Regions from separate parts of the Homo sapiens genome. Here region 2 is linked to region 1. A link is a loop called in an ENCODE intact Hi-C map of the cell type or tissue named here. Cell type or tissue: Caco-2. All regions are shown on one strand.

What was found. Hi-C counts contacts between places; a loop is a spot of excess contacts. Peaks named below come from ENCODE experiments on the same cell type or tissue, not always from the same donor. Only the 100,000 strongest peaks of a DNase experiment are listed, where the experiment ranks them.
Region 2: a loop joins it to region 1, with 2.8 times the contacts of the local background. A loop is called at or near these places in 4 of 110 quality-filtered maps.

Annotation. Positions count from the first base shown.
Region 1 is chrX:106,722,563-106,730,562 of GRCh38, reverse strand. It overlaps RNF128 (ring finger protein 128), which reads right to left and starts at 3,862. Exons shown (of 7, transcript NM_194463.2): 1 at 3,166-3,862. The coding sequence starts at 3,649. RefSeq lists an enhancer at 3,427-4,015. In Caco-2, no CTCF peak of the experiment used is centred here; a DNase peak (open chromatin) is centred at 3,902; H3K4me3 peaks cover 4,483 bases.
Region 2 is chrX:106,778,847-106,786,846 of GRCh38, reverse strand. It overlaps RNF128 (ring finger protein 128), which reads right to left. Exons shown (of 7, transcript NM_194463.2): 3 at 1,711-1,782. Among named protein-coding and RNA genes, the nearest start is that of TBC1D8B, 20 kb to the left of the region's middle. In Caco-2, no CTCF peak of the experiment used is centred here; no DNase peak of the experiment used is centred here.

The DNA.
Region 1 (8,000 bases):
GCAATAGTGAGAACATGCTTAACGTGTCTCGTGACAATCTTACATTTTAGATGGTTTTAATGCTTACTTTAAGATTTGGCCACTTATCTGACTTTCATTTTTAAGATAAGAAATTTGAATAGTAATTACACTTTGGAATAAAAATTTTCTCCTAATTTCCTTTCAGGTTTCTGCACTGATTTGATTGAAATATATCCAGAGATTGCAAGCCAAACTGCCAATAAGCATCTGTCATTTGCAATTATTTATCTGTGTGAATCAGAATTTTCTGAATACTCTGCAAACAAAATACAGAAATAAACTGCATGAGTTGATGTTAGGCTACAATTAACTTTTGAAAAATTTTGGTATACATAAAAGTCTCATTTTCCTAATTGATTGCTCTTATATAGTGGAGTTTCTTTCTCCTAAACAAAAATTTTAAAGCAACTGTTCTAAATTAGTTAGGTGGGAATATAGACACTCAGCACAAACTCTAACCAAGGGCAAACAATTCAAGTGCAGGCCCCTATGAGAGTGAGTGAAGAGAGATTTTGTAAACAAAGAAGATACAGAAGGCTTTTCCACATTTGGTGGCCCCTTCGTAATTCACAGCAATATATAATGAACTAATCCATACTTAAATCTCAGTCCTATCTCTCTGCCACTATGATCCAAGATAAGTTTTTGACCAGAGGTTAAAAGGAAACCCTAGGCTTACTCTGAGGAATGAGTAAAGCAAACAATATAACACTTTGCAAACAAATATTCAATAACACATGTGGATAATATGCAGTGATTTTCCCCCTATATTGAAAAATAGTTTTTCCAGGAGTTCAAGGAGAAATGTGATTCCTTACCTCAAGTAATTTGCTGGTTTTATCTAGTTAGCTTGATGGCAAACTTTGGTATAGCCTTTATCTCAGATAATATTGTTTTTAAAGTATCAAAATGCTTTTCTGAATGTAGTGTAATTTAGTGATCAATATTTAGGGCTTTATTCCTATATGGTATCCTGAAACACAACACCCATAGTTAGATTCTCAGTGTATTCATGTCTTCAAATCGACAGTTGCACAATCATACATTTGTACATTATTTTTTTGCATCCTGTTAGCATTAACCTATTATAACATTCAGTGACTATTATCAGCTGGGTAGTATATATATATATAATCCTTAATAATCACAGCAACATAAATATTATCTCCATCTTACAGATGGGGTATCCAAGGCTCAGTAAAGTTAAATAATCCTACCAAGGACACAAAGCTATTGTGTGGTAAATCCAGAATTTTATTCCCAATCTTGACTAAAATGCCTGTGTTTTTCTTAGTACACCATATTGCCTCTCAATAAAGTATAAGTAATATGTATGTAGAGTGCCTGGCATATAGTGGGAGCCAAGCAAAAGTTAATTTTATTGTCTCCTAAAACTATCAGATAAATACCCTTAACAGAAGTAAAAGGAAAATGGTCTAAGTAGGACTCTGTAATTAAATACTCTTCAATTACAAATCATTCATGCAAATGAATCTCATTAGAAGACAAAGTCAAACCCTTGCTATTAGACAGTCAACTGAAATATAAAGACTATAAACTTTATTAGGTCTTTATTCTTGATTTTCAGTAACTTCTAAAAGCTACTGATTCATTCTAATCAATGAATTATCGGCCAAGAGAGATACAGTTTCTCCTTTAATCAATATAAAAACTAAAAATCATAGCATTTTAGATCTGAAAGGGATCTTAGAGTTCATCTACTTTTGTTTTGTTTCAGTACACGCTTCTAACTTGGCCTCCACTGCCTATACAATCATTTGACATGTGAGTAACTTGTACAAGGTTACAAAGTCGGTAGAGGCAAAGAAGGGGCTAAAAGAACTCAAATCTCCTGAGTTCCAATTCAGTGTTCTTTCCATTACGCCATCCAGCCACTCAATACAAGTGCTCTCTAGGCAGGTTCAGTCATAAGGTTTTAAGAAAAACAGAAAACCTCCAGTAGTCAAATAAGCAGCTTCTTCCTTCCAGTGACTCCCAGAAGGCTAATCCTATCAGCTAACCCTTACTGAGAGTGGATGATGTGCTTTACTGCACTAAACTCTTTAAGGCATTATTTCATTTTATCCTGAAGGCAAACTTGTGGATAAGTTTTCTTATTATTCATTCTCATTTGACTGATGAGAGAACCCAGACTCTAAGACTTGAAATAAGTTGCCCAAGGTCACAGGACTAGTAAGCAACAGAGTAGGAATTTAAACCAAGCTCTGACTTGAGGCCCAGCTCTTAAAAACTATGATACACTGCTATTACACGTGTCTCTTTCTTTTTCTCCATTTTTTTCCCCTTTGTCCTTTAGGGTCTAGGATAACTATATACATAAGGTATGGATACCTAATCACAAATAGGGAAGTTTGTGGAAGGATAACCGACGGGGAAAAATAGTAACCTCATACCATCTCCAAGAATTTAAGAACTACCTGGACTATTTTTTTTTCCAAAGTCTAGGCCTTTGCTATCCTCATGCAGAAACCTCTTCTTTTTCAAGAACGTTAGTCACCTGTTTTGCAACTCAATAACCTAAATCAGATTTTTCAGAAGCAAACAAAAGCACTGATACCAAGTCACTTGGGACTTGAGACCACTGGGCAGAGAAGAACCCAAGAACTAAGCAAAGTTTCCACCAAAATTGCAATGAGGTTAACAGGGCACAGTAGCACAATCTAGTATTTGATACCCAGGAAACATGGAGAGAAAAACAGGGAGAGGAGGGGAAAATCTGCTGCCAGTCTGAGGTTGTTAAAAAGCAGAGTGAGGAAGAGATTTCCAGGTGATCTCCTCGGTCATTTAAGACCCGATGCCCACCACCACTTAATCCAAGGCTAGACACCCTTGTGAAAAACCAGGAAAAGGGAACGCAAAGAGCTCAAACAGTCCTTGATTTGCCAGCCTCTGCACCCGGTTTGTTTTACCCTTTTCCACCAGAGAGGCAAATGAAGGATTTTTTTTTGCCCAACACCCAGGCCTGGTGAATCTCGGGGAGGACCCTGCCCCACTCCGTGGGGACAGAAAGAGCACCCACTTTCCTTCGGAGCAAGGGGATAGGACGAGGAGGGCAATGAGGAAAATAAGAGAAACTGGCCATGGCAGAGGTCTGGAGGGGTGCAATCTAGTAGCTGCACTCACCCGGGTGAGACATGGGGATGACCTCATTGCGGGTCCCGGGGAAGTTAAAGATGACGGCTCCAGACGCCCCTCTCTCATAAGCCAGATGGATCTTGTCTGCGAAGGTGCAGCCCCCGCCGCGTTGGATGAGGGCCAACCAAGAGACTTGCACGGTGCTTCCCCAAACCGTGGGCACCGTGAAATTCGTGTGCGGGTTACAGGCGTTAAGCGCCCCGGGCCCGTCGGGCGGTACCAGGACCCCAGCCACAGGCTCCAGCGGCGAGTCCTGGCCGTACACGCCCTCCTCGCTCAGCTCCCACACCGTACGGTTCACTCCCGTGTGCGGAACCCGCCAGGACACGTTGAGGTACGCGGTCCACACTGCTTCAGCCCCCCGGGAACCGGGTGCCTGCGGACTCAGGGCCAGCAGGAAGCACCATGCCAGCAATCTGGAAAAGCCGCAGCCACCGCGGCAGGAGACCCCGGCCCCAGGCGGCGGCCCCATGGCGCGCGCGCTCCGCAGTTCCCTAGCGCCCCTGGCACGCGCCCTCCTAGCGCTTGGCAGGACCCTGGTCTTGAGCAGGTGCGCGCCAGGTGGGGAAGGAATGGAGTGAGACTGGGGAGCTGCGAGCTACGTCGGAGCCAGGAGGCACGTAGCGTCAGCACACAGGTTGCCGCAGATGCAGCTCCTCGGAGCTCCAGTCTTCTCCGCTACCGCGGCTGCCGCGTCGGGCTCTGGGGCTTTAGCGTGAAGCTCCGCCCAGCCGACTGGGGGTAGAGGTGGCTGGGAGGGAGGAAAGGACACTGCGGGATCCGCCTCTTAAAAGGGTAACAGGATGGATCGATGTTAGAATAGGATCTGAGGCTGTGTGGCTAGGTGTGTCGCGTCGTTTTATAAAAAACGGACAGGCGAGGAACGATAAAGTCCGCAAACATAAAGCTTTCTGGCAGGATTCGAGTCGGTTTTGAATTGCAAGAATACATTTTTCCCTCCTAACATTTGCCTAAAGGACATTTCGGGCTTACGGTGCCAGAATGTGAAGTACAGTACTTCTAAAAAGCGCAGATCCAAAGGGTCTGAGTTGTAGTCAAGGGAATTTGGGTAGGGAAGGAATTTGAGTAGAATCAGGCTATTTACTGATTCTCTAGAGGGGGGAAGGGCAGGAAAAGCGCGCTGTTACCCTTTCTTACTGACTTCAAATGGCACCTTTCTCTTTCCCTGCTCCTAAGAAGCCTCATACATGTGTATTTCCTCACCGTTACCCTAGGTTTCATGTACCGCATCAGATGCCTCTTCTAAAACTAATTTTAGTCCTCACAAAAGAATGACTGTTTTCACACACCTCAGAACCAAGCCTTTCTTCTGCATTTTTCACAAACCTGACTTACCCTAGCGGATGTTCCTGCGCTATTCATGACCTTAACTACATAATCTTTCTCCATTTCCCACTAACTGAAAGGAGCCTGACTCGCCTAGGCGATTCACTCATGGCATTATTACATTACGATTTATCCTTGCTTAAGTATTCAATTTTTGTCTACCCTGTCAACTATTATATTTACTAGATGGTTAACAAATGAGCCTTGAATTAAGCTGAATTAATATACCTGCTGTCTGATAGTTATGAATAACTTTTGACCTTGGGGAACTTCCCTGTGGCTCAGTTTCCTCATCATCTGTAAAAGGGGGATAATAATTGCACCTACCTCACAGAGTTTTCAGATGATTAAATGAGTTAATACATGTAATAAAGCACTTAGAACAATGCTTAGCAATATAAAAAACATGTTAAAATTATTAAACAGGTTCAGAGACACAATTCTAAAATAATATTAAAGTTTTAATTTGAGGTAATATCAGAGAAAATGATGTTCAAGATGTTCAGTCTTAGCCACTTTTTCAGTTCAAATAAATACAGTCTACTTTATGCAGCTCAACATTTGTTAAATTTCTGATCAATTACTCCCCTCAATCCCTGGCCCAGCATTTACTTAATCAATGTTATTTACAAAGATTAAGCATGGACCAATTCTGTACTTGATACTCTTATGGCTTGAGAGAAACCTAGAGGAAAATTAACATCATATACCAAACAACACCTAGAACATAAATAAATGTGCAATTTTGTGAAACATATACTCTTAGGTATTGAAAAGGACTTTAGAGGTCAAAGTGGGTATATGAGACCAATAGCATGGTACCCCCAAATACTGATGGTAATCTCTGAGATAAAAATTACCTAGGGGAAAAATGGGTAGGACCAACCACCTCTGAGAAATGGTACAATTCCAGAAATTGTCTGATTTTGCTGGTGAAGAGCATTCAAAATTCAATTGATATTACCTGAATGACAGCCAACTATATTGTACTTTGAAGAAACAATGTGTTCAGAAGAAAGAAGGTATTTTATAGCTACAAAAATGAAGTTCAGAGAGACATTTATTAATGTTTTTCCATTCATTATTTTCTTAAATATTTGTTGTACATCTGCCATAAGCCATGGGCTGAGCATTGTGGTGCAAAATCAAATAAGACATCAACTCTCCTATCAAGAAGCTCATAAATTAGTTTTGATGAGAAGGACAAGTAAAATGGAAAGTGCAGTATAGAGTGATATATGTATATAGTGTAAGCACTATGATGGAGATATGACAGGGTAGTAGTGGATAACAGAGAAGCACCTAACCCAGACTGAGAAGTAAGGAAAAGCTTCCCAGAGGAGGTTAGACCTGGGCTGAGTTTGAGACAGTAAACTTTTCTAGGCAGAAAACAACACAAGGAAAGGCATTGAAATATGAAAAAGAAATGTTAGGAAGCTACAATTACTACAGGCCCAGTAAATGCAAAATGGTTGGAACCTAAAGTAACAGAGGGAGGGTGGTAACAGATCATGTTGGAGAGGTACATGGGGGCCAGTTCTTGAGAGTCCTTTGGGTAAAGCTAGGGAGTTTAGACTTTATCCAAAAACGAGGAGTAATATAATCAGGGTTTAATCAGGGAGTAATAGAATCAGATCTGAAGTTTAGAGATCCTTCTCTGTGGATAATAGATTGGAGGGAATGAGAATAGCAGCAGGGAGCCCATACAGAAGATGGTTGGCAGTGCTACAGGTGAGAGATGAAGATGGCTTGGATAGACAGGTAGTGGACATGAAGAGAAGTGGGCAGAATGGGAATGTTCTTTGGTGGTAGAATCAACAGGACTTGGTTTGGGGGATGAAAGAGAAGGAGGAGTTAGAAATTACTCTGAGGTTTTTGACTTGGAAGACTAGATGACATTCAATCAGGGAATACAGGAGGAGGGTTTTAAATGTATAGAATGGGTAGAAGGAGAGATGAGTTCACTTTAGATATGTCGATTTTGAGGTGCCTATGATGTAACCAGGTAGAACTGTGTGATAGGCAGTTGAGTTTCCGATCACTGAACACCTACTAAGTGCAAAGCATGGGAGAGACAGGGGTGTAGAGAGACAAAAGAAACAGCCCTTGCCTTCAATGAGCTCATGGTCTAGTGAGACAATCAGAGAGATAAACTATCAATAACAGTACAGTGTAATACATGTTATGACTGAGAAAAGTATAAGGCGCTAGGGCAAGACAAGTGTGACTGAGTCTTTAAGTACAAATGGAGTGACCCAAGCAAAGAGAGTAAGGATTTTCAGGCACAGGCAAGAGTATATTATATGAGAACTCCAAAGAACATTCAGGGAACTAGCATTCAGTAGTTCGGTATGGTTGGGATATAAAGTTGCAAAGGTGGAGCCAAGGGAAGTGAAGCTAGTCAAATAACTTGTGCCAGAACATGAAAAGTTTAGAAAATTATACATACATACATATATATATATATATTTTAGACAGAGTTTTGCTCTTGTTGCCCAGGCTGTAGTGCAATGGCATGATCTTGGCTCACTGCAACCTCTGCCTCCCAGGTTTAAGCGATTCTCCTGCCTCAGCCTCCCAAGTAGCTGGAATTACAGGCGCGTGCCACCATGCCCGGCTAATTTTTGTATTTTTAGTAGAGACGGGGTTTCACCATGTTGGCCAGGCTGGTCTCGAACTCCTGACCTCATGATCTGCCCACCTCGGCCTCCCAAAGTGCTGGGATTACAGGCGTGAGCCACCGCGCCAGGCCAGAAAATTATATTAAAGCGTACGGACTCAATATGCATGCACATGTGTATACACATACATAAAGCAAATATGGCAAAATGACAACAAGTGATAAATCTAGATGGTGGGTGTATGGGTGCTCATTGTACTTTTTTTCCTACTTTTCTTATACAGTATTTTAAACATTTTGTAATAATGAGTTTAAAATTGTGAATTTATATTGAAGTCAATGGAGCGAATGAATGGTATGACCAGATTTGAACTTAAAGAGATCATATGGATTGTATGAGGACAAGACTGATGAAAAAGAGACTAGTGAGGAGGCCAATATCTCCAGAACTATTCTGGAGGTCTAGACACTTGTGGAATGGAGGTATCAGACTACCATAGCTTGATAACGTGAGTCATTAAAATCATCCTATGAACCCCCCTTGCTCTGAGTTCATCCTCACCGAGCAACCCTACTTATTATCAGTTAGCTCCTCATGTAAATATGCCTACAGGGAGATAATGTACTGATTAGCAAACACTAGTATCTGGTCCACTTGGAAGTTGTACTTCTCATTATAAATTAATCAACTGGCATTCTGGCTTATATATTGGTCTCTCGTGAATTTGGTTAAGTGTGAGTCAGTCCCCAGAAACCCAGTCTCTGGTTATACTACCAATCAAATTTCGAGGCTTACAAAGCTAAGAACCAGATTGTAGATCATGACTGCAACAAAGTACTTCCACTCTATGGAGAC
Region 2 (8,000 bases), 56 kb before region 1:
TTTATGTGTTTATTTGCCATTCATATATATATTTTTTTGGTGAATTGTCTGTTTTGCTTGCCAGTTTTCTATTAGGTTGTTTGTATTCTTACTGTTAAGTTTTAAGAGTTCTTTATATTCTGGGTACAGCCCTTTAACAGACATATGATTTGCAAATATTTTCTCCCAGTCTGTACCTTATCTTTTCCTTCTTTTAACAGTGCCTTTCAAAGAACAGAAATTCTTAATTTTGACAAGGCCAAATGTATCAACTTTTTTCTTTTTTGGACTTGTTTTTGGAGTTATATCTAAGAAATATTTGTCACCCAAGTCATGAAAATATTTTTCTTTAACGTTTTGTTCTAAAAATTTCATAGTTCTAGGTTTTATGTTAAGGTCTATGATCTATTGAAATAATGTTTACATAGGGTATGAAGAATGGATTTAAGTTCTTTTTTGTCTGTTTGCTTGTTTTTTGCTTAAGGATATCCAATCACTGCATATGGATAGCCAACAAAGGGCTATCCTCCTGAAAAGGCTATCCTTTCTTCATTGAATTGCTTTTGCACTTTTATGGAAAATCAACTGACCATATATATATGGGTTTATTTCTGTACTCTCTCTTCTGTTTCTTTGATCTATAAATCTATCCTTTTTCCAATACGACACTATCTTGACTGCTGTGACTTTAAAATAATTCTTGAAATCAGGTAGCATGAATCATCCAAAGTTGTTCTTTATCAAAATTGTTTTGTTCATTCTAGTTCTTTTGCATTTTCATCTAAGCTTAGAATCAGCCTGTCAATTTCTATAAAAGATTTACACTAGGATTTTTATTGAAACTGCATCAAATCCATAAATTAGTTTGGTGGGGAACCGACATCTTAACAACAGCAAGTCTTCTGACCCATGAACATGGTATATGTTTCCATTTATTTAGATCTTCTTTGATTTATCTCTTTCATTAGTGTTTTACAGTTTCATGACTTTGGTAAGATTTAAAATGGTGTATTATTTCCATAAGTTCTATAGCTATTTTTTGAAATACATGTTTTACCCATGAATGGTAGTTTTCAACTGTCCTAAATCTGAAAATGCGTATTCAACCAAAGTAACACTAAAGCATTGTATTAGTTTCCTGTAGCTGCTGTAACAAATTATCATAATTCAGTGGCTTAAAACAACACAAGTTTATTCTCTTACTGTTCTGGAAATCCGAAGTCTATAACCAAGGCATTGGCAATACTGCACTCCTTCTGGAGGCACCAGGGGAGAATCCCTCTCCTTATCTTTCCCAGCTTCTAGAGGCTGTCTGCATCCCTTAGCTCCTTGCCTCTTTCTTGTATCACCCCACCCTCTTGCTTCCCTTGTCACATCCCTTACTGTACTGTGGTCAAATCTCCCTCTCTCTCCCTCTTATAAGGACACTGCAATTATATTTTGAATCTATCTGGATAATCCAGGATAATCTCCCCATCTCATGACCCTTAACTTAATCATATCTGCAAAGTCCTTTTTGCCATATAAGGTAATATGCACAGGTTCAAGGGAATAGTTATCTTAGATATCTTTGGGAGGCCATTATTCAGCCAACCTCTAGAATCAAATGCATATAAAGTCAATAAGGTTCATAAATGCCAATAAAAGCATACTTAGGAAGAACATTTAGCCTGAACAATGGCTTGGTAGCACTGCTTTAAAATAAATAGCATTTAAAAGTCATGAATGTACCTTGTCTCCTTGTTTCAGTGTGCGTAGTTGAAGCCTTCCAATAGCTTTTTTAGCATCTGCCTTTAATTGCCTCTGTAAAAAAAAAAACAGCAGGTATTAGAAAAACTATTTTTTAAAAGAAGTATGATGAAAAAGATAGAGAGGATCAATAAATATTTATCAGGTAAAAGTCAATGTACAAATCAATTTTAAAAGATAAAACTTAATTAGCCATAATAAATGTCCCATTTACCTGATATAAGGCAGGATTTTCCAAGTTACTGAGACTTTTTACTTAACTTATGTTTCCCTACTTTCTTAAACAATACTGTTGGGACCATAATGGTAAAAATACATTTCCCCCACCCCTAATGGATTCAAATACTATGAATTTTCAAAGCAATCTTCCTATTTGCAAGCTCAGAGGACATTAATATGCATTTTTTTTCCAATTTCCTTTTTGAATCGTGTCTTGTTTGGTGGAAAGTGCATAGGATTTGGATTCCAATGGTTCAAAATCTGACTTTATCACTTACTCAATGAATAACCCTGCACGAGTCATTTAATTCTTTGAGCTTGTTTACTTATCTATAAAATGAGGGTAGTACCAACCTTTACACTGTTTGGTATTAAGAAAAATATTGGTGCTTATAACCACGATTGCTTAATGAAGAAGATTGATTCTGAGAGTGGTCGCCTTTTATTGTTTCACTGAGCATATATCTAGATGTGTCTGGATATGCAAAAGCAAGCCACAGGCTCATTTATGGAATAAAAACTAAAACATTATGCATAATTGAGTCAGAAGTGAAGTTGGGGTGTGGGAAGAATCTACCAGGTGAGGGAAAGACTATAAAGAGAGTCTATACAGTTCAATAACACATTGTCCCTCTATGTATGGTGAACTAGCCAGAGGAAAAAATCCCAGGTGATATTTGTTAAGATATTTGTCAATTTGAAGTTACTGGTGATGCTGCAAATACTTCATTCCCCTTCACTAAGGTCTACTACAGACAGGAATGCCTCAAGTGAATATAATATACATATGAATTGAAGTAGTGAATATAATATACATATGAATTGAAGTAGAGGCTAAGTATGACACTTGGTAGATGCTGTGTTGAAATGGTGAATATTTGTCCCCTCCAAATCTCATTGAAGTGTGACCCCCAATGTTGGAGGTGGGGCGTGGTGGGAGGTATTTGGGTCATGGAGGAGGATCCCTCATGAAGGGCTTAGTGCCATCCTTATGGTAATGAGTGAGTTCTCAGTTCCCGCTGGTTGTTTAAAAGAGCCTGGCGCCTGCTCCCTCTCTCTCCCTGTGACACGCGTGCTTCCCCTTTCCTTTCTGCCATGATAGGTAGATTCCTGAAGCTTTCACCAGAAGCGGAGGTTGGCGCCAAGCTTCTTGTATAGCCTGCAGAACCATGAGGTAAATCAACCTCTTTTCTTTATGAATTACCCAGCCTCAGGTATTCCTTTACAGCAACACAAACCCGACTAATACATGTGTGGAATATAATGGTAGCATGTGCAGCATGGCAAGATAAGTGATCTTTCTATTTTGAACTGTAAAATGAACAAACTTAGAAATTCGGCAAAAAGTAGGCCCCCAGACCTTTGGGAGAATGTAAGCAGCTTCCCTCCTATATGTACCCCCGTCCCCAGCTGACATTTATGTTACATGAAAATTAGAGATAATGTAAGTATTTAGTATAATGTCTGGCATATAGCAGATACTCAATAAAATGTTTATTACACAAAATGTAAACTACCATTCATCAATAAGCATAACAGGTACTTGCCAATATATATTTGCTACAAATGCTACAAATATTTGTAGCAAATATATTTTGGAAGGTAAGAATCTATAAGTATCAGTAGGTGAGGAATCTCATTGATGCCCAAACCTGTCTCCTATATAAGATATCATTTTGTGGAAGATATTTAGCTTAATGCCAAGGAGAATATTAGCCAAAGTATTTCTTTGCTGTCACAGGAAAAGCAGAAACCTCTCAGATTATTACCTGACCAGCAAATAAGTCTAACAGAAACAGTGAATAGGAAGGCCTAGACCCTAAAAAGGAAAAGAGGTGATAATCAAGGCACTTTCACTCCCATTTTGGGACATAATTGTGAACTAAAAAAATTCTATGATGGGACTTAATTTCAGCACAAATATCTTCCCTTCTATTTTGTTACTTGTAAGATAATAATAGAGTGACAGTGAACAAAGGTACACCTAGGATCTTTAGATTACCGAGCCCGACATCTAATCAGACAGAGAAGAAAACTGATGCTCAAAGAGGAAGAATGTCTTGCTTGAAATATCAGAGCTAGTGTCAGCCCCACTGAAGTCCAGAGTTATATCAAAGTAGCTATCTGTTTTGACTGTAGCATGGAGTAGGAAGCTACTCCTACCATTTCCTTACAATATACAGTTGTTATACAGTTTAAAATATATTTTTTATATCCATTACCTCATTTAATCCTCACAACAACCCCCAGAAGAAGGTAATATCCTCATTTTAGAGATGCTCAAGTGGAGGGTTGAAAAAGTAAAATAACTTATTCAAAAGGGAATGCAGCATCTAAATAATAAAGCTGGTACTGGAACTCTGCTCTTCATATTCCAAGAGTCCATTACAATACAACCATCCATAACTCATCTGTCTTTTGATGTTTTTCTAGCTCCTGGATTCTAGGGTCTGTCAAACTGTGGCAATCCTTCCACCTGTATGCCTACAGGGTCCTGGCCCTGGCCCACACACCTACACTTCACTACTTTCTTTCCACATAGATCATGAGTCAGTTGGACATCGAGATGAGAAAAATGCAAATGATAAAAAAATAGAGCCAGCAAGAAGAAAGGGGAAAAAATGTAATGTAGTTGATGATGTCTTTCACAATCGTTTTGCTCTTTGTGCTTAAAGCAATTCTAATTTAGGTTTAGGCAACAAGCTGTATCACACAGTTGGGGAAAGCTCTCATAAGGAATTGATACCTCTCTAGGGTATTTACTTGATTCAGTCTATACAGTCTGATTTCTCATTGCAAAATATTTGATTCAATACAATATAAATGTCTGAATCTCCAGTGATAGTGCTTATCAATTTATTAGGCATTAATGCCAAATATATAACTTTCTTAATTATAGCCAAGACTATAATGCAAATTAATTTGAAGTGTGGGATCAAAGGGAAACTTTGTATGTAATGTCTGAGTCTATGCCCAGGAGAACAGTAGAACTTGCATTAAGGGCGATGCTAGAAAATGATGGTGGGGGAGAATACAAAAAATAAAAAAACAGGGCCAAATCCAAAATGCCAGAAGACACTAGACAAGAGATTTGATTATAAAGGATCTCTAAAAGATTTGCAGCATAGCATAAACTAATGTTTAACAAAGCAGCCTTAGAATAAAAATGTGTTTAAAAGAAAATTTGAGTATTTTCAATAGCTCCTACTGGGCTGATATAAAGAAAAGCTATTTTCTTTAAATATGGATGCAAGACAAGTGATTTAATAAAAAGCACAAACTATTTTTAGAGCTTAAAGGAAAGTCACTCACAAAAAAACTGCCTCACGATATTCAAGATAGTACTCAAGATATTTCACTGTGACACTGATAGCAAGAGTTCCAAGATGCAAGCCTCCCTCTTAAAAAAACTGAAATATGAGAACACCATTAGGGCCCAGTAGATTATATTCAACACGTGTTTGAACAACATTATGTCAACTTTACAGTGCCCAAATATACCTCAACATTTAAAGACAATATGCCCCATGTGAACTGTAATTTGTACCTTACTCCTTAAAAAACAGAATTTCAAGAACATATCTACATTATACAAATTACATGAGATACTTTTCCAATGCCTTGCTACCAGATCAGAATTTCCTTAGTCTATAAATTCCAGTAACACATTATTTCCACCTCTTATCTTGTTCAGTAATTGTATTATTAATGTGCCTTTCTCTCTTGAGTAGCTGGAGGACTGGGCCTTAGTCACTTAGAAAAAAATTCCCCAGTGGCTAGAGTTTGCTCAAAAATTATTTTCTGAATTTAGAAAATATAAACAGACTTTCTTGATTTTCTCATGCAAGACACTTCTCATTTCAATTATTAAAAGTCTCTACTCCATTAAGTTTGGGGAAAGAAAGGTTTACAAATTAATTGAACCTTTACCATGTGTCAGGTTGTAAGCTTTTTACATGTGTCATCTTGTTTAATCATTAACAACATTGTGAAATAGCTATTTTAATATCCAAGTTTTATAGACAAGAAAAGTAAGGTTCAGAAGCTTGACTAAAGTCCAGACAGCTGGTAAGCTTCAGAGCTGTGATTCAATTCAAGCCCAGGTTCTATCTGGCTTTAAAGCCCATGATCTCTCCACTATTGTACACTGCCTCCATTGTGTAATGGCAAAGAAGCCTTTAAGAGGCTTCACATTTCTTGTGAAGAAGACAAACGAAGGAAATTTAAAAACCCCTTTAAAGCCAGCAATTATCCAATCTTAAAATTCTTCCCAAACTGGCTATTTACTGTGATTTGGGGAATTTTAAAAAGCAAGTATATGATGTCAAACGCCTTTTGCCTTTCCCCTCCTCCTCTCTAATCCTAAGAGATACCTGGTCTAAGAATATTTGGCAGTAGAACTGAAGACTGATTCAAAGAAGCTGGTTGTTGGCCAATTTTCTTAACAGAAGCTTAATGTGACTATTCTGACTAATCAAAAGCTGCATTCGCTCTAGTTAGTGAAGAATCTCCACTACATGGTTTTTTTTCTTGATTCTGAATGGGAATATATTGGGGTTGATGATAAAATGTCAAACCAATGATCATTCTTTATTACAATGTTCAATTTTGAAATTATGGTGAAAGCAAAGATATTCTACCTAGTTCACTGGTGTCTTTATATCCAATTAGGTAAAGTATATGTTTCAGTCTGGTGATTTTTCAGCCTGATTTTTGGTCCCAGGGCGTTCAGCTTTTAGCTTAACTGAAACCCACATGAATAGTATTAAGTATGTAGTCAAACCTAATTACTTGATGGAGGACAGGGTGTGCAAAAAGCAAGAAAGGAGAGAGATATAAGCAAACTAGATTTTTCTGTACTTAAGTCACCATATTTTAAAAATAAACATTTTCCTAAAAATTTGGCTAAGAGTTTTAACACAAGATATTTAAAATCAAGAATTATAGTAAGAGGATTCTTTTCCTCAGATATATTCCTAGGACAAAATAAAAGTCTGAGCCATGTAGCTGTTTAGGTATCTGAGAACTGAAAGAAATCCATTTTATTCAATAAAAACCTATCCACAATATTTGAGTGAAAATATTCCTACAGGTAAGAGGAGGTGCAGGCTATAAAACAGCTTCCTATAAATCTATGGAACTACAGATGAGGGGATAAACAAGAGTGCAGACCACTCTCATGAAGAACATAACTGTGAGCAGTGTAAGGAAATACACTATAAGGAAGAACAGTGAAGAAAGGGTGAATTTGACTCAGTAGATAGGTTATAGCTCAGATTACAGCATTTTTTTCAAAGAAATGTGATTAACACCCTTTAGAATTTGTGGTATAACTGCAAGTTTGTATCGTTTGACTAACATCTCCCCATTTCCCCAATCCCCCTGGCAACCACTTCTCTGTTCTCTGCATCTATGAGTTCAAATTTTTTAGATGAATAAATCCTGAGGATCTTATTTACAGCATGGTTTACTTGAAATTTGCTAAGAAAGTAGATCTTAAGTATCCTCAACACACACACACACACACACACACACACACACACACACACACGTAACTGTGTAGGGATAGATGTATTAATTTATGTCAATCATTTTACAATTTATATGTATATCAAATCATAATGTTGTACACCTTGAATATATACAAATTTTATTTGTCAATCATACTTCAATAAAGCTGGAAAAAGAATTAGTGGTATAAATTTAAAATTAGAGTAAGTGAATATATAAAAATCCTGAGACCCATTATAAGAGCTTTCTTTTGTTCAGTGAGAAAGTCAGAAGAAATATTGTAAAACTAAGTCTTACTTAGACAAGGATTTAATCTGTTCTTCTTATACAAGAGTCAAAATTCTCATGGTTTCTGTAAAAGACCCTGAACTACTCTCAAATGTAGGCAGAAATAGATACATACATGTGAACACACCAACTGCAAATGTATATATGTTAATAGTGGTACAGTGTGCAGGTACTTAATGAATCTTCCAGATAATTTCGTGTACTAGTGGAGTAGAAAAAAACTTAATGTAACCAGAAATAGTTTAGATAATTTT